Regions from separate parts of the Homo sapiens genome. Here regions 1, 3, 4 and 5 are each linked to region 2. Evidence: chromatin contacts called from ENCODE Hi-C or POLR2A ChIA-PET data. All regions are on one chromosome and are shown on one strand. The core of a region is the stretch at or near the end of the contact, and the rest is flanking DNA. Distances in the headings are between cores, read along the strand shown. Region 1 holds the start of ZNF346 (zinc finger protein 346). Region 2 holds the start of HNRNPAB (heterogeneous nuclear ribonucleoprotein A/B). Region 3 holds the start of HNRNPH1 (heterogeneous nuclear ribonucleoprotein H1). Region 4 has its middle 16 kb from the start of NSD1. Region 5 holds the start of MGAT4B (alpha-1,3-mannosyl-glycoprotein 4-beta-N-acetylglucosaminyltransferase B).

What was found. A loop is a pair of places that touch in the nucleus more often than their neighbours do. ChIA-PET counts read pairs that join two places held with the same protein, here RNA polymerase II (POLR2A). Pooled maps may share reads with other maps.
Region 1: a loop to region 2 is called in a pooled map, with 10 times the contacts of the local background. The contact joins the promoter of ZNF346 here to the promoter of HNRNPAB in region 2. A Hi-C loop is called at or near these places in 6 of 50 pooled maps. POLR2A ChIA-PET finds 5 or more read pairs at or near these places in 2 of 52 experiments (GM10248 and GM12878).
Region 3: a map of naive thymus-derived CD4-positive, alpha-beta T cell shows a loop between it and region 2 (16-fold over the local background). The contact joins the promoter of HNRNPH1 here to the promoter of HNRNPAB in region 2. A Hi-C loop is called at or near these places in 1 of 168 maps with a recorded cell type or tissue (naive thymus-derived CD4-positive, alpha-beta T cell), 1 of 37 single-sample maps with no recorded cell type and 16 of 50 pooled maps. POLR2A ChIA-PET finds 5 or more read pairs at or near these places in 10 of 52 experiments (A549, AG04450, CD4-positive, alpha-beta T cell and 7 more).
Region 4: a loop to region 2 is called in a map of naive thymus-derived CD4-positive, alpha-beta T cell, with 4 times the contacts of the local background. The contact joins the enhancer-like site here to the promoter of HNRNPAB in region 2. A Hi-C loop is called at or near these places in 1 of 168 maps with a recorded cell type or tissue (naive thymus-derived CD4-positive, alpha-beta T cell) and 2 of 50 pooled maps. POLR2A ChIA-PET finds 5 or more read pairs at or near these places in 3 of 52 experiments (GM10248, H1 and activated naive CD4-positive, alpha-beta T cell).
Region 5: a loop to region 2 is called in a pooled map, with 7 times the contacts of the local background. The contact joins the promoter of MGAT4B here to the promoter of HNRNPAB in region 2. A Hi-C loop is called at or near these places in 1 of 168 maps with a recorded cell type or tissue (naive thymus-derived CD4-positive, alpha-beta T cell), 1 of 37 single-sample maps with no recorded cell type and 4 of 50 pooled maps. POLR2A ChIA-PET finds 5 or more read pairs at or near these places in 2 of 52 experiments (HepG2 and PC-9).

The regions. Positions count from the first base shown.
Region 1 is chr5:177,019,943-177,024,024 of GRCh38, reverse strand. ZNF346 (zinc finger protein 346) reads right to left here and starts at 1,329. Exons shown (of 7, transcript NM_012279.4): 1 at 1,112-1,329. The coding sequence starts at 1,286. It also overlaps a transcript of UIMC1 not described here. RefSeq lists enhancers at 551-1,087, 1,515-1,564, 1,088-1,625 and a silencer at 965-1,114.
Region 2 is chr5:178,202,995-178,206,681 of GRCh38, reverse strand. It overlaps HNRNPAB (heterogeneous nuclear ribonucleoprotein A/B), which reads right to left and starts at 2,149. Exons shown (of 8, transcript NM_031266.3): 1 at 1,942-2,149; 2 at 1,636-1,867; 3 at 672-840. The coding sequence starts at 1,844. RefSeq lists silencers at 1,176-1,585, 1,616-1,725, 1,746-1,965, 2,266-2,335.
Region 3 is chr5:179,621,392-179,625,027 of GRCh38, reverse strand. HNRNPH1 (heterogeneous nuclear ribonucleoprotein H1) reads left to right here and starts at 1,357. Exons shown (of 14, transcript NM_001257293.2): 1 at 1,357-1,433; 2 at 1,864-1,991; 3 at 3,631-3,636. The coding sequence starts at 1,895. All of the region lies in intron 4 of LOC128966623 (a long non-coding RNA gene), which reads right to left. RefSeq lists enhancers at 1-530, 531-1,316, 1,066-1,360, 1,416-1,585.
Region 4 is chr5:177,115,556-177,119,362 of GRCh38, reverse strand. No RefSeq gene overlaps it. Among named protein-coding and RNA genes, the nearest start is that of NSD1, 16 kb to the left of the region's middle. Within about 2 kb of position 2,347, at least 23 of the 41 ENCODE cell types and tissues checked have a DNase peak (open chromatin) inside an H3K27ac peak, as active enhancers do.
Region 5 is chr5:179,805,274-179,809,276 of GRCh38, reverse strand. MGAT4B (alpha-1,3-mannosyl-glycoprotein 4-beta-N-acetylglucosaminyltransferase B) reads left to right here and starts at 2,411. Exons shown (of 15, transcript NM_014275.5): 1 at 2,411-2,790. The coding sequence starts at 2,694. It also overlaps a transcript of SQSTM1 not described here. RefSeq lists silencers at 1,667-1,836, 2,007-2,566, 2,797-2,866, 2,997-3,126, 3,137-3,556 and an enhancer at 2,594-3,255.

The DNA.
Region 1 (4,082 bases), core at 80-2,579, 1.2 Mb after region 2:
CTTCTTTTTTATATATAATATACATTATATATATATATAAACTTAGGAGACAGGCTAGACTTGTTTTTAAATTGGAGAAGTATATACCAGGGTATAGGTCTGTGTACCTTCCTTAGATATGGTCAAAATTTCAATTTTATCCAATTTTATCCAGGGCAGTCAGTTCACAAATAGCATATTAAACTTTCGAAGACAAGTCTGCTCAGCAAGCAAACAAATCACTGGAGAAATCTGATTTCCCTCCAGATACCTGACAAGGTTAGCAGAGAAGCCCAGATAGAGTTCTTGTACATCTGGGTTAGCATCAAGCAGCTGGCTCTGTAAAGGACAGTGAAGGGAGTCACACAAGCAGGTCAGGACAGCTCTTTTCCATCCTTCTCTTTCTTTCATCCCATCTTACCCAGTCTCAGGTCAAGTGCAGAGCAAGCTGGGGCGCTTCGGCCCAGGAGTGACCCCTAACGTGGCTTTGCATACACTGTTCTCAGCAACTTTGGGTCAAGTGTAGGACACAAAGAAGCTGGAGCCAAAGCAAACCCAGACCAGTTTCTCAGGCTCCTTGTCCCCACCTTAGAATAAGGGACCCAGCAAGTAGAGGCCAGAGAGCTAAAAACGGGTAAGCCAGGGCTCAGTCATCAAGACCAGGAGGAACCCAGGGGGTAAGGAGAAGGCCTTCCAGAGCCCTCGGAAGTGTGGGGCTTGAGAGAAGGGAGGCGAGAGGCCCTAGGAGGAAATCTGGAGATTGGGACGATGGGGAGTCAAGGAGTGGTGAGGGGCACTCGGCTTGGCTTACCGGGATGGCAAAGACTGTAGGTCTCCGACAGGACGAGTATAGGGATGACAGTCCTCGAATGTGGGAAAAACTGCGCTGTAGTGAATGATGAAGGAGGAGGAGGAAAACCCAGGGCCTGAGCGTGAGCGGCCCTTCACCCTCAGCGCGCTGGGGGCCCGATTCTTGGGGTGCCCGCGCCCGGATGGGGAGCACAAGTCTGGGGGTCCCGGGGCGCAGCACGCAAGGAGGCGGGCCAGGGGGTGTGACCGTCGGCGCTTCCGCAGTTCCCCGCGAGCCGCGCAGCGGGCGAGGGGCTTTCTGCCTCCAAAGCCCCCGACTCACCTTCCTCTCTACCCACCGGCTGGGCACCGGACACGGCTTCCCACAGGCGGCGCGCCCTCTCGCGGTCAAAGCGCACCCCGTCCGGCTCCTGGCCCTCCAGCAACTCCGAGCTGCTGTAAGGCCCGGCCGCTCCGCCGTCCGCGGCCTGCACCGTGGCCGGCGCGGGATACTCCATCTTCCCCGCAAACCCTCACCGGTAGAGAGCCTCTCAGGCGCCTAGGTATCGCGAGATTTGGTGGGTGGTACTTGGCCCAGCCAACAAATCTCGCGAGGTTTGGGCGCTGCACCCGCGCTGCCGTGCGGGACCCCGCGCTTATTTTGCTTTGCTACCTCTGGTACCTCAGAGCGTGTGCCGTGGATTCGGAAACCTGTCGCTGATTCCGCAGCAGTGACCCCCCCCTCCCGGAGAGGCTCGTGTGGTTTTGGCTCATGGCTCTCACCTTGCTCACGGTCAGCCCTTGATACTTTTCATTTCGTTCTCAAGGTCCCGTTATGTGGGAGTGTTTTCGCCATTTCATTCACAGGGAAACTGAGGCCCAGAACCTAAAAATGGTTAACTCAAGAGCTCGCTACTAGTAAGTAGTAGTACAGCTAAGGTTCCATATTACTGCTAATAATACATACTATTTGTTGAGTTCCAAGTGCCAGCTCCCAGCTCTGATCTTCCCCGAGACTCCGGACCTGTATACATCCAGTTGCCTCTTCCACAGTTCACTCGAATGGCTAATAGGCTTCTCCAATGTAGCTGTCAGACCCCAAATTTTATCTTCCAACCCCAGAGCTGCTCCTTCCCGTGTCTTTGGGAGCCACCATCTCTTGCCTAGGTTATTGTAGTAGCAACCTCACTGGCATTCCCAGCACAGCAGTTCCAGGAATCCTCTTATGACAAGTCAGATCATGACGCTTAGGTTCTCAAATCCTCCAACAGCTTCCCATCTCACTCTTAGTAAAAGCCAAAGTCCGGCCAGGCGCGGTGGCTCACGCCTGTAATCCCAGCACTTTGGGAGGCTAAGGGGGGGCGGATCACCTGAGGTCCGGAGTTCGAGACCAGCCTGACCAACATGGAGAAACCCCGTCTCTACTAAAAATACAAAATTAGACGGGTGTGGTGGCACATGCCTGTAATCCCATCTACTCGGAGGCTGAGCCAGGAGAATGGCTTGAACCCGGGAGGCAGAGGTTGCTGTGAGCCGAGCTGGCGCCATTGCACCCCAGCCTGGGCAACAAGAGCGAAACTCCGACTAAAAAAAAAAAAAGCCAAAGTCCTTACTTCGACCAACAAGGCCCTGTACAATCTGACTTCCCTTAACCTCCCTGATCCTGATGTGTTACTCAGTCCCCAACTCCTTAATTCCTGTCCCAGTTATCCAGGCCTCCTGGGGTGAATTTCTCTCATATATCTTCATGGCTCAGTCTCCCACTTCCTTCTCTGGCTACTCTATCTAAAATACCTTGTCTGGCTATCCCATCTAAAATGTTACTTTTCCACACACACTTCATGTCCTTCTTTCCTGCTTTATTTCTTTTATATTTTACCTTTTATCTTGCTTATTGTCTGTCTCCCGACTAGAAGGCAAGCCCCAGGAAGGCAGGGATTTTTGTCTCTTTTCTTTTCTTTCTTTTTTTAAATTGTTTTTGAGGCAGAGTTTTGCTCTGTCGCCAGGTTGGAGTGCAGTGACGCGATCTCGGCTCACTGCAGCTTCCGTCTCCCGGGTTCAAGCAATTCTCCAGCCTCAGCCTCCTGAGTAGCTGGGATTACAGGCACATGCCACGGCACCCAGCTAATTTTTATATTTTTGGTAGAGACGGGGTTTCACTATGTTAGCTAGGCTGATCTCAAACTCCTGATCTCATAATCTGCCTGCCTCGGGCTCCCAAAATGCTGAGATTACAGGCACATGCCACCTTGCGTAGCCTTTTGTCTCTTGTCATTGCACCTGAATCTCCAGCACTTTGAAATAGAACCTGGACCCTCCTAGGTATATACAAAACATTTGTTTAATGAATGAAGCTTTTAATATTACTAGCTTATTTCAACCTCATTTTTTCAAATACTTATGGAGAATTTACTATGAGCTAGATGATATTTTGAGCATGGAAATATAGTGGTGAACAAGACAGGGAAGCTGTAGTAAAGTATTTTTTATTGTAGTGGAGGAGAGTACAATAAGAAAGTTAACAGTAGGCCTGGCGCAGTGGCTCATGCCTGTAATCCAGCACTTTGGGAGGCCGAGGCAGGTGGATCACGAGGTCAGAAGATCAAGACCATCCTGGCTAACATGGTGAAACTCCGTTTCTACTAAAAATACAAAAAAATTAGCCGGGCGTGGTGGCGGGCGCCTGTAGTCCCAGCTACTCGGGAGGCTGAGGCAGGAGAATGGTGTGAACCCAGCAGGCGGAGCTTGCAGTGAGCCGAGATCGTGCCACTGCACTCCATCCTGGGCAACAGAGCGAGACTCCATCTCAAAAACAAAAAAAGTTAACAATAATAAGTGCTAAGGAGAAGATAAAACAGGATTGCATCTCAGGTGAATGATGTGTTAGGAACATTAATCAGGGTGGCATCAGGAGAAGCCTCTGGGAAAATGACATTTGAGCTAAGACCTGATTAATGAGAAGGCGTAGCCATGCAAAGAGCTGGGCAAGAGTGTTCTAGCAGAGAGAACAGCAGGTACAAAGGCCCTGAGGCAGGAGAGAGCATGATGTGTTGGAGGAACAGGAAAAACGACAGCATGGCTGGAGCCCAGTGAACAAGGAGGAAAGTAATATCAGAGGAGGCCAAAGAGAGACAGATATGAATTATTCTTGCTTGAGATCATATAGCTCATTGGTGTAATTTAGTCATTTATACTACAAGTATTTCCTTATTTATACTACAAATATTGAGCACCAGCACTATGTCAGGCCTCAGGCCCTAGAGCTTCCAAGCTTCCAATACAGTAGGTGACTGATGTTTGGCCAGTGTTTTACA
Region 2 (3,687 bases), core at 900-3,399:
GGCCCTTCTCTCTAAGCCATAAAGACACCAGTACAGATACAAACATGTGTTTCACCCCCTCCAAATTCTACCCCAGCTTAACCTCCCAACCCAATTTTCATCAAACCTCAAGTACAGCTGGTTTACCTCGACACCTAGAAAACAGTCCTCACACTTAAGCCTTTGATCATGCTCTTCCTGCCCAAGCAGTCCCAGCGTGAGGCCCATCTCCAGAAGCGAAGCAGCAGGGACTCGGAGCATAGGCTGAAGATGGGCCACAGGGGAAGGAATCCTCCCTCCACTCCCTACTAGCTGTGACCTCTTCTACTTACATTTCTGAGCCTTAGGGTTTTGGTTTTTGTCCTGTAAAATGGGGCTAAAAGCCTATCATACCAATCATGGACTCTCTTGTAATCCTCCCAGATGTTTAGCGCCGTACCCAGAATAGGCACATAAAAGGTAATGAATGTCAACTGTCATCTTCCCGAACCACTCCAGCACATTCTCTCACTCCCAGCTTAATCTGTATTTTCATCCCCTCAAAAACCGGAACATAACCTCCGGCTTTGGGTTTTGCCCAAAGCACTTAAATCACATGCAGACCACACAAACTAGTCATGCTTTAAGAAAGGTGTCCTCTTAGAATTCAAATCGTTTCCACTGAGACTGCTGAAATCCAGTACCCAGCTTACCTTCTCCACACTGGCTGCATCTTTGAACAGGATAAACCCAAACCCTCTTGACCGTCCAGTGTTGGGATCCATTTTTATTGTACAGTCAACGACCTCTCCAAATTTAGTAAAATAGTCTTTTAAATCTTTTTTGCTAGTATCCCAGCTCAGGCCACCAACGAACATTTTTCTGAAATGGTAGGGTGAGACACACGGCAACAAGTCTTGTAAGCAAGCTGTGATTTTGGAAAGGACTGGCCCTGGCAAAGTTCTCACGAAGTCTACAGCTACCCTTAGAGTCTGCAAGGAGCACCTTAGAAAGATGTTAAATCTCCACTACCCTCCAAATTGAACTCAACCAGGACCCTAACGAGGCTTAACAAGGCTCTGCAGCCCCAGCCTGTGAGAAGCAAAGAAGGGACCACCTCACCAGGGGTATGGGACCTAACCACTCATAACTGGAAATTCATGTGTTCTACAACCATGTAGCAAAGGGCCAGCGTCTCCACCAACTCCTGAGAACTCGTTTCAAGGAACTCGATGTTTCCGGGGACCAAGCCCGCCCAGGGTTCAGACCGTGACTCCGCCCCCGGGAGAGGCGGAGGAGGGAGGTCCGGGCCCCGGCTCGCGCCAACTCCGCCCACGCAGCCGCCGGCGCGGCCCAAGACGCCGCCGGGCCCCGGGTCCGAGCGCTTTCCCTCTTCCGGGCCATCCGCCCGCCCCTGCGCCGGCTCCGGCCCTGGCCCTGGCCCTGGCAGCGCGCGAGCGGCCCCGGGGCGGCGCCAAAGTCGACCCAACAAACTCCCGCAAACTCCAGCGCGAGTGGCAGCGCCAGGCCCGGCCCGCGAACGCAGCGGCGACAGTCCGCGGGCCGCACCAGCCCCGACCCGGGCCAGGCCGCCGCCCCTCCCCCCGCCGCGTGGCGCCAACAAAAGGCGGCCCCGGAACAAAGGCGGCGCCCCCGTCCGCCCGCGGCCGCACCTACCCCGCGTCCTCCTCGTTCTTGCTGGCGTTGATCTGGTCGCCCTCGGCGCCGTTCTGATTCCCGCTCGGGGGCGCCGCGGTCGCGCCTCCAGCCCCCGCCGCGGCGCCCGTGCCAGCCCCGGCCGGCGACTCGCCTTCGGGGACGGCCTCATGTCCGTTCTCGGTGGCGCCCGTCGTCTCCATGGGCTGCTCCTCGCCCGCTTCCGACATGCTAGGCCGAGGCGCGGCGGCTCCTGCAACCAGCGGCGACAGCGCGTCAGGCCGGCGCGGCTCCCGCCAGAGCTCCCGCCCGCCGGCCGCCGCTCACCTCGCCGCCGATGACGCCGCGGGGCCCGCTCGTCCCCACCCGCAGGGGAAGGCGCCGCAGGCTCGGCCGCACTCAAGCTCGCGCTGCTGAGGCCTCGCCCCAGTCAGCCCACGGAGCTGCTCCAACTGTGTCTCCTCCTCCTTGGCCGCCGCCGCACGGGAACCCACCGACCAACAGCCAAGCTCCGTCCCGCGCGGTGCCGCCGCCTGACAATGCCGACTCGTGGCGCCCTTTATAATGCCGGAGCCGGGTGCCACATCGCAACAAACTGCACACTCATTGGCTGCTCAAGTCCGTCACTCAACCTAGCTTCAGCGTCCCATTGGCCGCCACGGCGCGCGCGCTCTAGACCTGGGCGGGCTTTGTCCTCATTTTAGAACGCGCGCGAGTCCGGCCGCTACGGAGGGCTCCCGAAGCCGGGCGGGACGGCGCCGGGTCCAGGGCGGCGGGCAGCTACAGCACATCGGTGGGAGGGCCTAATCGGATTGTAAGCTCGTCGAGGCCGCTGGTCTCTTGCTCTCGAGGACTCCATCCCAGCATTGGCAGCCTCCGCCTCCCCATGTCCCAAAAGAGGAAACTGGGCTGGAGAAAGTTTCGCAGCCCAAGGACGCGTGGCTGGAAGTGGCAGAACCCGGGCTTCCGAGGTTGGGCGAGTGGGGTCCTCCAAGGCCCTCAGCACGGGTCGGAGGGATTGGGACTGAACCCGCCATCCCCCTGGACCTTGGTGCCCTCCAAGCCCCGCGCTCGCGCCCTGTCCGTCGCCTCCCCCAGAGATGCTCTGCAGGGACGATGAGACCTTGGTGTTCCCCGGTTCTCTGTCCCCTGGCACCACCTGAACGATTGACATCGCATTTGTACTTTTGTTTACTTAAATTTTTTCCTGTAAATCATTTGTCTTTCTTTTTCTTCCTTTTTATTATTTTTTTTTTTTTGATGGAGTCTTGCTCTTGTCGCCCAGACTGGAGTGCAATGGCGCGATCTCGGCTCACCGCAACCTCCGCCTCCCGGGTTCAAGCGATTCTCCTGTCTCAGCCTCCCGAGTAGCTGGGATTACAGGCATGCGCCACCACGCCCGGCTAATTTTTTTGTTTTTTTAGTAGAGACGGGGTTTCACCATGTTGGCCAGGATGGTCTCGATCTCCTGACCTCGTGATCCGCCCGCCTGGGCCTCCCAAAGTACTGGGATTACAGGCGTGAGCCACCGCGCCCGGCCTTTTTTTTTTTTTTTTTTTTTTTAAACAAATACGGAGGCCGGGCGCGGTGGCTCCCGCCTGTACTCCCAGCACTTTGGGAGGTCCAGGCGGGCGGATCACGAGGTCAGGAGATCGAGACCATCCTGGCGAACATGGTGAAACCCCGTCTCTACTAAAAATACAAAAAAATTAGCCGGGCGTGGTGGTGGGCGCCTGTAGTCCCAGTTACCGGGAGGCTGAGGCAGGAGAATGGCGTGAACCCGGGAGGCGGAGCTTGCAGTGAGCCGAGATCTCGCCACTGCACTCCAGCCTGGGCGACAGAGCGAGACATCGTCTCAAAAACAAAACAAAACAAATACACCACTCGTGAACTCACGAGGTAAAGGACAGGGTGGGGGCGTTGTTCTCTTCCTAATACACAAAACTCCTTTATATTATCTCCTTGACCACAAAATTTTAAAGGCCTCGGTAATCCCGTTATTCCTTTTAATCATATGGGTGGTGGGCCCCAAGGCAAGCAGGATTACAACCTCTGGAGCCTGCAGGTTACCAA
Region 3 (3,636 bases), core at 108-2,607, 1.4 Mb before region 2:
CACCTGCCAAAGCCTTCTCTCGGAGATAACACCCTTGCCAAGGCCTAAGTGGCCTTTGAAGATCAGGCCCTGCTTAGCTCTGGGCTCCTGTCTTTCTTTTGATGTCCTCTCTACTTTTTCTCAAACCTGTCAAAACTGGATTCGGACTCTGTGGCACTGGGGTTGGAAACATGCTTTGTCCGCATCTTCCCAGGGTGGCACTCAGGCTTGCACTAGCTAAGGTAGCTCTGCGGCAGGGTCCAGCACTACCTTATTGTTAATTTGTGTATTGTCTGTGTCCACTAAAGCTGGGGTGAGGAAGGCAGCCAAATCAGACATGGGGAGGCCTGGGAGGCTACGGCATCTTAGGTTTTGGGCAGTGCTGCTAGAAACCACGAACATTAGTCATCTCGCAGCATGTGTGCACATGGGGTGACCCGGGGGCCTCCTCGAATGCAGCGTCTACGCCTGGTGAATGGACGCACTCTTACCAATTCTGCTCTGGGAGATGCAGCGGTAACCTACCGAGCGCAGAGGCCGGCGCGCACCCGTGGAGCCCGCGCTCGCGATCCCTCCTCGTGCCAGGGCCCCAGGGCAGTCAAGGCCTGCCGACCGTTAGGCGGGTCAAGGGGTACACAGGGTGCGAATTCGTTAGGCAAAAGCTGGGTACAGGCGCGAGCCACAGGCACGGAAACCTCGCGCCGACCGGGGCCCTAGGCCCGACGACGGCAGGTAAGGGGAAGTGGAGGCACACAGGGCTGGGACGTGCCCCAGGCACCATACGGGTGGCTTCGGGCGCGGGACGTCCGCAGCCCCGCAGCTCCCAGGACGTTCGACAATCTGCAGCTGACCAGCTTCGGCCGGTTTGGGGATAAAGGGAAGACAGGCGGCGCGGGGAGTGGGAACGCCTGAAGGCCGCGCCCCTCCTTTCAGGTCGGCCAGGAGCGCGCCGGTAAGAGCCTGGGGGCAAGGGGTAGAAAGACGCCCACCTCATCACAACCCAGAGCTCGGGACTCCTATACAGTCCCATAGGGAACAGGCGGCCGCCATTCCCCTCCCCCACGCTGGCGGGTAAGGCTAGAGAACGGTTTCAAGGAAGACGCATGCGCATGAAATAATTATAAACCGCTAGGACTCCGAAGTTCAATATTCGCGGGAAGGCGCAGGCGCAACAAAAAGCCCGGCGGGTTTATGGGTGGGGGTGCTGAGCCCAAAACCCAAGCGTGTAATAATCCGCCGGCGGGAGGTGGGCTGGCTCTTGAAATTACGCATGCGCCAGAGCTCTTTGTGACGCAACGGGGCGGTGCGGGCAGCTGGCTGCGCGTGCGCAGAACTCGCACAAGGGACCTTATTTAGGTTGCGCAGGCGCCCGCTGGCCATTTCGTCTTAGCCACGCAGAAGTCGCGTGTCTAGGTGAGTCGCGGTGGGTCCTCGCTTGCAGTTCAGCGACCACGGTGGGTACCGTTTTTGCGAGGATTGTTTGTCCCCATATCTCTGGGAGGGCCACGGGGACCTTGGCGAGCTGCAGGCTGCCGTCGAGAGCCGCGAGTGGTTCGCTGAATCTCGGCACCGCCGCTGAGGCCTGCAGGCCGCGCCGACTCTATTGTGTGAGAAGTCGGAGGAGGCGGAGCGGAAGCGGCCGCCGCCATTTCCTTTCCTCTACGCTGGCTCTCGGCCCGGGCCCCCACGGTTCGGGGCGCCGACAGCTGTTGCTCAGGACAGCTTTGGGGGTCCGGTCGCCGGACGAGGAGGTGTTGGAGTCGCCGGGGTGGGTGCATCCGCCCGGTTTTTGCTCCGTGGGGGGGCGGTGCGGGCCCGGGCGCGCCTCGGAGGCGAAGGACAGCTTAATTGGCGCTCTCAGTTCTGGTCCTCCCCGCTTTGCAGTTTGTTTCGACGCCGGACCGCGTAAGAGACGATGATGTTGGGCACGGAAGGTGGAGAGGGATTCGTGGTGAAGGTCCGGGGCTTGCCCTGGTCTTGCTCGGCCGATGAAGTGCAGAGGTTTTTTTCTGGTGAGTTAGAACTAGGACGCGGGAGTTCGAGTTCGAGGCCGGGGCGGGCGGGCTGGCGGGCGGCCGGGCTGGGGCGGGGCGGGGCGGGGCGGGCCGGGCCGGGCCGGGCCGGGTGGGACCCGGGGCGCCCCCTGGCGAGGCGCGGGCGACTACACTCACCGCTGTGCTGCTCGCGCCCGGCGGCCCGCTGTTACGCAATGGAAATTTCGAAAGCCCCGCCCGTCCTCCTGGCCCTTGGGGGAGTGCGGCAGGTTTGGCAGACTTTGTTTTCTTTACCTATCTTTGAACACCAGCTTTTCTTTTATGGGTGTCTTTTTTTCTTTTTCTTTTGAGTTGGAGTCTCTGTCACCCAAGCTGGAGTGCAGTGGCGCGTTCTCGGCTCACTGCAACCTCCGCCTCCTGGGTTCAAGCGATTCTCCTGCCTCAGTCTCCCGAGTGTCTGGGACTAGAGGCGCGCACCGCCACGCCCGGCTAATTTTTGTATTTTTAGTAGAGACGGGGTTTCACTATTTTGGCCAGGCTGGTCTCGAACATCTGACCTCAAGTGATCCGCCCACCTCGGTTTCCCAAAATGCTGGGATTACAGGCGTGAGCCACCGCGCCTGGCCCGGGTGTCTTTTTTCGAAAGGATAAATTGGCATAGGTGGGATTTCCTCCTCAATCTTGAGAAAATGGCCGAGTGATTAGACAAATAATAGTAATGTTTTGCAATATCTTGAAGTGTAACCTCTTGTTTCCAGTTTTGGTGTTTTCTTAAAAAGGAGCATTCTTCGGAAAGTTAAAATGTCACGTCTTAATTTCAGTTTTCCTAATCAAGATTTGATAATTGAAGAGTGTTTTCTTATCTAGTTCTTAATCTGGCTCACTATACAGTTGAAGACACTGAAGCCCAGGGAAGTGTTTTTGCAGTACATAGGTTTCCTGAATATTTTCTATCAGAATGTCCTTGTTCCTATTATTAGACTGGGAAAAAGAAATTAGACTGATTAAAATTCTATTTGGATGAAATTAACAGCTTTTGGCAAGACGTTTGTAGTATTGACTTACTATCTGAATTTAGCGTTGGTAACGGAAAGCGACCTGTAAAACAAGAACCAAGTACGCTGGAAGCCGCCTTGCAGGGGGCAACACTGGGTTTGGCTTCAGCTGTGCAACTTGGAGCATTTTAGCTTGGTAACACTGATCCCCTTTCAGGTGAGTATTGGGCTTGTAATTTGAATTTGAATGAGAAACCGTAATGTGGCTACTGGTAAGGTAAAACGGATAAATGCCCCAGACCAAAACAGCTCGCAACGAAGTATGTTTGCCGTAAAGTCACACAGTCCAGGCTTGATAATCTTCTGAGAAATTGATAAAAGATGTGTGATGTAGACATGAGTAGCAAGGACTAAAGAGATAAATTCATTCTGAAACTGCTTTGAATATTGTATGTTGTTGATGGGTTGGAAATATATCACCTTAGGAATGAGTTTGTTTTTTTTTAATTGGAGTTTTAGGAGTTGGTAATATCGTGGTCAGTATATATAGGCTTCACAAGTTATGTAATTTGTAGTGGGGACATGGAATAGACATTTCATCTGTGTCACCCAGAGGTGGTTTTAGGTTTTAAATTCTGTATTAACGGTTGTTTTCTTTCCAGACTGCA
Region 4 (3,807 bases), core at 1,098-3,597, 1.1 Mb after region 2:
CCATGTTGGCCAGGATGGTCTCGATTTCCTGACCTTGTGATCCGCCTGCCTCGGTCTCCTAAAGTGTTGGGATTACAGGCTGAGCCACCGTGCCTGGCTGTGGTGGGTCTTTAGAGTGCCCATTGCCTGAGCTGGTGTTGGAGAGGCAGCACACTGTGAAGTTATGAGCACAGACGCTGGCCCACAAGGCCTGATTTGAACCCCCAGCTCTGCCACTTAATAGTGACCTTGGGTAAGTTACCGAGAACTTCTCTGTGCCTCTGTGATCGCTCTGTAAAGTGGGATTTTCTTTTTTTTTCTTCTTCTTCTTTTTCTTTTATTGAGATGGAGTCTCACTCTGTTGCTCAGGCTGGAGGGCAGTGGCACAATCTCACTGCAACCTCCACCTCCCAGGTTCAAAGGATTCTCCTGCCTCAGTCTCCTGAGTAGCTGGGATTACAGATGTGCACCACCATGCCTAGCTAATTTTTGTATTTTTAGTAGAGACGGCGTTTAGCCATGTTGGCCAGGCTGGTGATTCACCCGCCTCGGCCTCCCAAAGTGCTGGGATTGCAGGTGTGAACCACCATGCCCAGCCTAAAGTGGGATTGTTGAGAGGTAATATGTAAGTTTAGAACAGTATCTGGCACCTGGCAAGTCCTCCAATGATTGTAATCACGATTACTATTTTAGCGAGGTTCACACAAAGTTGGTGCATGGCAGCCTTCTAGCAAGATGTGTTTCAGTACCTCCCTGTTGTGTTATAAACATTCCCACCTTATTGCTGGTGTCTTTCCTGATGTAAATCCCATGGTTTCATGTCCTGTCCTACTACTGTTCCTGTATAGCTTAAATTTCCCCTTGTTAGACCAAGTGAAGGGACTGTGGAATTGGAAGACTCAAAAGTCATATGGTTACACTGTTGTTAACAAGCAGTGTACATTCTAGTAAGGGGCAGTAGGAAGAAAAAGCCTTAGTACAAGGCCGTGTGTGATGAGATTGTGACTTCCTCTAAGGTAGGACTATCCACAATCATAAAAACTGTTACCAACGTGTTTTGGGAGCTCACAGTGTGCCAGGTACGAGACTTTACAATCTTCACAAAGATACTGAAGTAGGTATTAGTAGTCCCATTTTCCAGAAGAGGTATCTGAGGTTCAGTGAAGTTAAACACTTGTCCTAGGTCACATGGTAAGCAAGTAATTTTTCTTTCTTTTCTTTTTTTGAAACAGGGTCTTGCCCCGTCACCCAGGCTGGAGTGCAGTGGTGTGATCTCAGCTCACTGCTATCTCTGCCTTCTGGGCTCAAGCGATCCTCCCGCCTCAGCCTCCCGAGTATCTGGGACCACAGGCACACGCCACCACGCTCTGCTAATTTTTGTATTTTTTGGTAGAGACGGGTTTTGCCATGTTGCGCAGGCTGGCCTCAAACTCCTGAGCTCAAGCAATCTGCCCGCCTTGGACTCCCACAGTGCTGGGATTACAGGCATGAGCCACCCGGCCCGGCATTTATTTGGGATTACAGGAGTGAGCCACCATGCCCAGCATTTATTTATTTATTTATTTATTTATTTTTGAGGCAAGGCCTCACTTTTTCGACCAGCCTGGAGCGCTGTGGCGTGATCTCGGCTCACCACAGCCTGCCCACTCTTGCTCAAGTGATCCTCCCTCCTCGGCCACCGGAGTAGCTGGGACCACAGGCGCGCACCGCCATCCCCATCCCCGGCTAATTTTTGTTTGTTTGAGACGGAGTCTGTCGCTCAGGCTGGAGTGCAGTGGCGCCATCACCGCTCACTGCACCCTAGAAGGCCCGGGCTCAAGTGATCCCCTCACCTCGGCCTCCAGGGTAACTGGAAGTAAAGGCACGCGCCACCACGCCCGGCTAACTTTTGTATTTTTTAGTGGAGACGCGGTTTCGCCATGTTGCCCAGGCTGGTCTCAAACTCCTGAGCTAAAGCAATCCGCCCGCCTAGACCTCCCAAAGTGCTGAGATTGCAGGTGTGAGCCACCGCGCCCAGCGGAGCAAGTAATTTCAACTTGGTTCTGCTTGCTTCCAAATCTCCTAAAACACTACTTTGGACCAGAGGGGGTAAAAAGGACATGGCCCCAGAAGCCAGCGAGAGAAAAAGGGGGAATTTATCAGAAGGACACAGGGTCCGGGCGTCTGGGACAGGCGGCCTCCCCAACTCCCTCGGCCGGCGGAACAGGGTAGTGGGAGACCCGGCTCCACACTCCCAGTTCGGCGCCCGCGGAATCCAGCCGGGTGCACGTGGCCAGCACAGCCTCTGGGCCCTGCCGCACTCAGGTCGGGCTTCCGCTCCCGGCCACACGCGGGCCGCATTCCTGGGAGAACGCCTCCTATTGGTCCGTTCGGTCAGGTGGCTGCCACGGGCCAATCAGCGGCGGCTGGTGCCGTGGGCCGCGCGAAGGGCTCTGCGGCGGTGGAGCCTCAGAAAAGATCATCTTTGTACGTTGGGTTGCGCCGGCAAAGGGCAGCCAATTCCTATTAACTTTCAGCGTGTCCCAGATCTTGCTAGCGACCCCACTGGCCCTTTGTGCCTGTTTATCTGAATTCACCACCAGCCCTGCCGCAGCGCTTAGAAAACGAGACAGAGAACAACTGGGCCGGCCCTCCTCGTGGGCTTTGAGTCCCGCCCTATTGCTTCCATGGGTTTTTGTGTCCCTTTCTCCTCTCTCGCCTCTGGAGCGCCAACCCTTTCCTGTCTTCTTGCTCCTTCCCGGCAGCCCACAAACGGCCGAGAAAAATGTCAACTACCCTGCAACCAGGCTCTGCTTCTCCTTCCCTCCACTGTCCTGTCCCCTCTTCCTCATCTTCCTCCTGATCCCACTGCACCCTGGCTTCAGATCACCAGTAGTGCCGCTGTAGCCAAATCCGGTGACGTTTCACCATCTTTGCTGCTTTACTCTGAGAAGCATTTGACTCTTTACCCTACTTGAACCAACCAGGTTTCCAGGCCATCCCACTCCTACCTGATCCCTCCTAATTCTCACAAACCCTTCTCTATGCCTCCATGTCATGGGCATGTCTCCCCTTTTCCCTGCCTGACAAACAAAGGTGTCGCAGTGCCCCATCCCAGGCCCATTTGCTTATTATTCACCCAGTTTCCACGAGGGATCGTCATCCACTCAGCACGTGCATTCCCTAGATGCCAGCAATGCTGGGGCCTCAATCTAGCCTAGATTTGTCCCACAGCCCCAAATTCACTACCTGGGAATCTCACAGACAACTCAGGCTCAACATAAGCCATTCATTCAATAAATATGTATTAAGCTGTGTGCTTATTTATAGTAAATATCTATATCTTTATATACAGACATATTTTTTTCAGTTGAAGTCTCGCTCTGTCGCTCAGGCTGGAGTGCAGTGGCGCGAAATCGGCTCACTGCAACCTGCGCCTCCCGGTTTCAAGCGATTCTCCTGCCTCAGCATCCCGAGTAGCTGGGATTACAGGCGCACGCCACCATGCCCGGCTAATTTTTGTATTTTTTAAGTAGAGACGGGGGTTTCACCATGTTGGCCAGGCTGGTCTCGGACTCCTGACCTTGTGATCCGCCTACCTCGGCCTCCCAAAGTGTTGGGATTACAGGCGTGAGCCACCGTGCCTGGCCTTTTTTTTTTTTTTTTTTTTAAGACAAATTCTCGATCTATCGCCCAGGCTGGAGGGCAGTGACCTGATCTCGGCTCACTGCAACCTCCACCTCCCGGGTTCAAGCAATTCTCCTGCCTCAGCGCCCCTAGTAGCTGGAATTACAGATGTGCGCCACCACACCCCACTAATTTTTGTATTTTTAGTAGAGATGGGGTTTC
Region 5 (4,003 bases), core at 1,162-3,661, 1.6 Mb before region 2:
TGAGGCAGGAGAATCGCTTGAACCTGGGAGGCTGAGGTTGCAGTGAGCCGAGATGGTGCCACTGCACTCCAACCTGGGCGACAGACCGAGACTCCGTCTTAAAAAAAAAAAAAAAAAAAAAGGCCGGGGTGGTGACTCACGCCTGTAATCCCAGCATTTTGGGAGGCCGAGGCAGGTAGATCACGAGGTCAGGAGATCGAGACCATCCTGGCTAACACGGTGAAACCCCGTCTCTAATAAAAATACAAAAAATCAGCCGAGCGTGGTGGTGGGTGCCTGTAGTCCCAGCTACTCGGGAGGCTGAGGCAGGAGAATGGGGTGAAGGTGGGAGGCGGAGCTTGCAGTGAGCCCAGATAGTGCCACTGCACTCCAGCCTGGGCGACAGAGCAAGACTCCGTCTCAAAAAAAAAAATAAGATAAACTAAAAATAAATAAATAAATAAATAAAATTACAAAAAAATCCAAAAAAATTTGTTTTAAAATTTTTAATGAGATGAGGTGTCACTATGTTGCCCAGGCTGGTCTTGAACTGATGAGCTCAAATGATCCTCCTGCCTTAGCCTCTCAGAGTGCTGGGATTACAGGCATGAGCCACCACACCCGGCTAATTTTTTGTATTTTTTAGTAGAGACGGGGTTTCACCGTGTTAGCCAGGATGGTCTCGATCTCCTGACCTCGTGATTCGCCTGCCTCGGCCTCACAAAGTGCTGGGATTACAGGCATGAGCCACCGCGCCCGGCCTCTGGGTGACTAAGTTTTAACATTAAGTAACTCATTAACAATTTCTAAGGCCCTTTATGTCACAACCTAAGTGAAAAGCCATTATCCTTTGCCACAAATAGAAGACACCTGTGAAAACACGACAGTTTCCTCTAGAAGGCTCCTATAAGTCCCAGTCTCTAGTTCGGAAAGTTCCAGGAGCACTGAGTGGGGAGCCCTCTCCTTTAACAGGGGGCCTCAGGATCCAGCCCACTTCAACCTCTGGCTCGGCCACCCCCTTCTTGGCATCAATCTCTCTGTCCAGACCCCTCGAAGCTCCCGATTCCACTCAGCCCCAGGTGTGGGCCGGGGCTGAACTAGGAAGACAAAGCCGCATTCAATCTCAGTCTGAGTCCAGCCCCTCGGGCCTCCCCCGGGCGGGTGGGGCAGAGGTCCCTGCAGCCTCCACCAGGAACCGGGCCCCTAGGTCTGGGAGGTCCAAGCCGGCAGCGGGCCAGGCGCTGCCCAAAGCCTGCCCAGAGGCGGCGCTGGGCCAGTCCCTTTATAATTTGCGCCCTTCCTGGTTCCACAGAGGATTGAGGAACGCCTGAAATTAGAACGCAAATGGGCCGTGCGTGGTGGCTCACGCCTGTAATCCCAGCACTTTGTGAGGCCGAGGCGGGCGGATCACAAGGTCAGGAGTTCGAGACCAGCCTGGCCAATACGGTGAAACCTCGTGTCTACTAAAAATACAAAAATTAGCCAGGTGTGGTGGCGGCCGCCTGTAGTCCCAGCTACTCGGGAGGCTGGGGCAGGGGAATCGCTTGAACCCGGGAGGCGGAGGGTGCAGTGAGCCGAGATTGCGCCACTGCACTGCAGCCTGGGCAACAGAGCGAGACTCCGTCTCAAAAACAAACAAACAAAAAACAACAAAAAACAACAACAACAAAAAAACAATGAAGGCGTGGGCCCCCATCAATATCGGGCTGGGCTGGGCGGGGCGAGGTGGCCCCTACACCACCGGGGGCAGGGCCCGTTGCTCCCGTTAGCGGCGCTCTCGGGCCGCCCCTGCCCCGGGAAGCCGGTACGGTTCTGGGCTGGTCACTGCTCTGCATCCACGAGCATCGGCCCTGATACCGCCTAGAAAGGCCCATCGTTCCCGCCTCCCGGGCCCCTGCGCGCCTCCGTCCAGAGGCCCAGAGGAAGCTCCTGAGCGGGGAAGCGCCCTGGGCGGCAGCGAAGGCAGCGGTCGCTCCCGGCTTCAACCGCCCAGTCCCCCGCGCCACCCAGAGCCCCTCACGCCCGGGAAAGAGCCCCGAGAACGTGCGAATGGGGTCGGGGTCCGCGCGCGGAGGAGATGTTGCTGAGAAGGGTACCGGGGTCCCGGAGCGCCGCCCCCGCCGCCCGCCCCCCGCCCCGGCTGCGGTCGACCTGCACTCCCACTCCAGCCTTACCTGAGGCCGACTCGCACGAGCCCACGCGGGGCTGCGGGAGCCGATCGGGATCCCGGCCGCCGGCCCCCACCCCACCCCCTCGCGGCGCCGGCGACGGCGGTGCTGCGGCCCCTTTAAATCCGGGCCGCCCCGCCCTGCGCCGTCGACTCCGCGGCGGCCCCAGATCCAGGCCCCAGATCCAGGCCGGGCCGCGGCTCTCGCCGCCCAGCCCAGCCCAGCCCGGCCCGGCCCGGCCCTGCCGCGGAGGCGAGGCCGCCAGTGTCCCGCGCCCCTGATATCTGCAGTGAGCCTGATACCTGCCTCTGCCCTTCTGAGCCTGTTCCTCTTCCCTGAGTACAGGGCACAAAGCTTGCGCCCTGAGGGGCGGCCGGCGCGCTCCCTGGCCCGGTCCCCGCCCGGCCCCGGGCCCCCCGCCCCTCCCCGACCCGGGGCCGGGGCCCCTGCCGCCGCCGCCGCCGCCTTCCGACCCCTGCGCCCCGGCCCCGGTCCCCCGGGCCATGCAGCCTCGGCCCCGCGGGCGCCCGCCGCGCACCCGAGGAGATGAGGCTCCGCAATGGCACCTTCCTGACGCTGCTGCTCTTCTGCCTGTGCGCCTTCCTCTCGCTGTCCTGGTACGCGGCACTCAGCGGCCAGAAAGGTGAGCGCGACCCCCGCCCGGCCCGCACCTGGCGCACCTGGGCGTCGGCGGCGGGAGCGGGCCCGGCGGTGGCCGCGGAAGGCGGCCGGAAGCCGACGCAGGCGCCCCTTCCCCGCCCGGGCGGCGCGAGGACGCCCCTCCCACCCTCCCCCACTTGTTTGCTGCTGGAGCCGCGGCGTTCTCCTCGGGCCCGGGCCGCGCCCGTGGGTGCTCCGGACCGGACTCCGCGGGCGCAGCTGTCCCGACGCTGAGCTGGGGACCCGTGGGGTTCTCGGAGAGGGGCAGAGACCCAAGGTCACAGAGGTCCCGGAACGCCAGCCACAGCCACCTGGGCAGGAGCTGGGGCGGCGTGAGGGACACAGGCGCGAGGGCACCCCCCCACCCTGCTGCCTGCTGCCCCGCGCCGGCCTGGGCGACCCCGGCGTGACACCCGGTCCTGGGACTCCCTTCGGCGCCCAGAACGCGTCGGCAGCATCCGGCCTGTGGGAGGGAGGGAGGGAGGGAGGGAGGCGTCCTGAGGCAGCCCGGCCCCTGCTGCCCTGCGCTCCCGTGCGGCCCCAGCCCGTCCTCCGCACCCCGAGCTTCCCGGGCTGGCCCCCGCCCTCCGCGTGCGCCCAGCGCTCTTGCAGGCGGAGGGTGCGGGCCGATCCCCCCGCGCCGCCCCGCTGGCCGGTCTTGGCGATGGTGGGGCCGAGTAGGGCCTGAGCCCTCGGAGGCGCTCTTCCCCCGGCCTGGAGGTTCCGGGAGAGTGGCCTCCTGCCTGCCTGCCTGCTGGAGGCCTAAGCGGGCTGAGTCCAGCTGCCCCTCGGCCTCCCCGCCACCTGCTTCCCTGTTTCCCTGTCCCGGAGCGCCATCCCAGAGAGGCTGCGGAGGAGGGCGAGGGAACCTGGACCCTTCCGGACCCTCCGAGCTCCATCTACCCACGCCGAGCTCTGCCAGCACGCCCGCCTGCCGCACTTGTTCTGCCAGAGCAGAGGCCTGGGCTGGCCTTGGGGCTCCAGGGCCAGAGAGGCATCACCCAGGGACTCTGCGGGGAGCCTGCCTGACACGGGAGGGATGGCTGGGCAGAGGCCGTGCTGGCGGGGTATATTATCAAGGGCAGGCATGGCTGGGGCAGAATTCTCTGTAGGTAGGGTGTGTCACCTGGGGAAGGACATTCTGGGTCCTTGGCAGGGTGACTATAAAAGCACACTGGCATGAAGGCCTAGGTGGG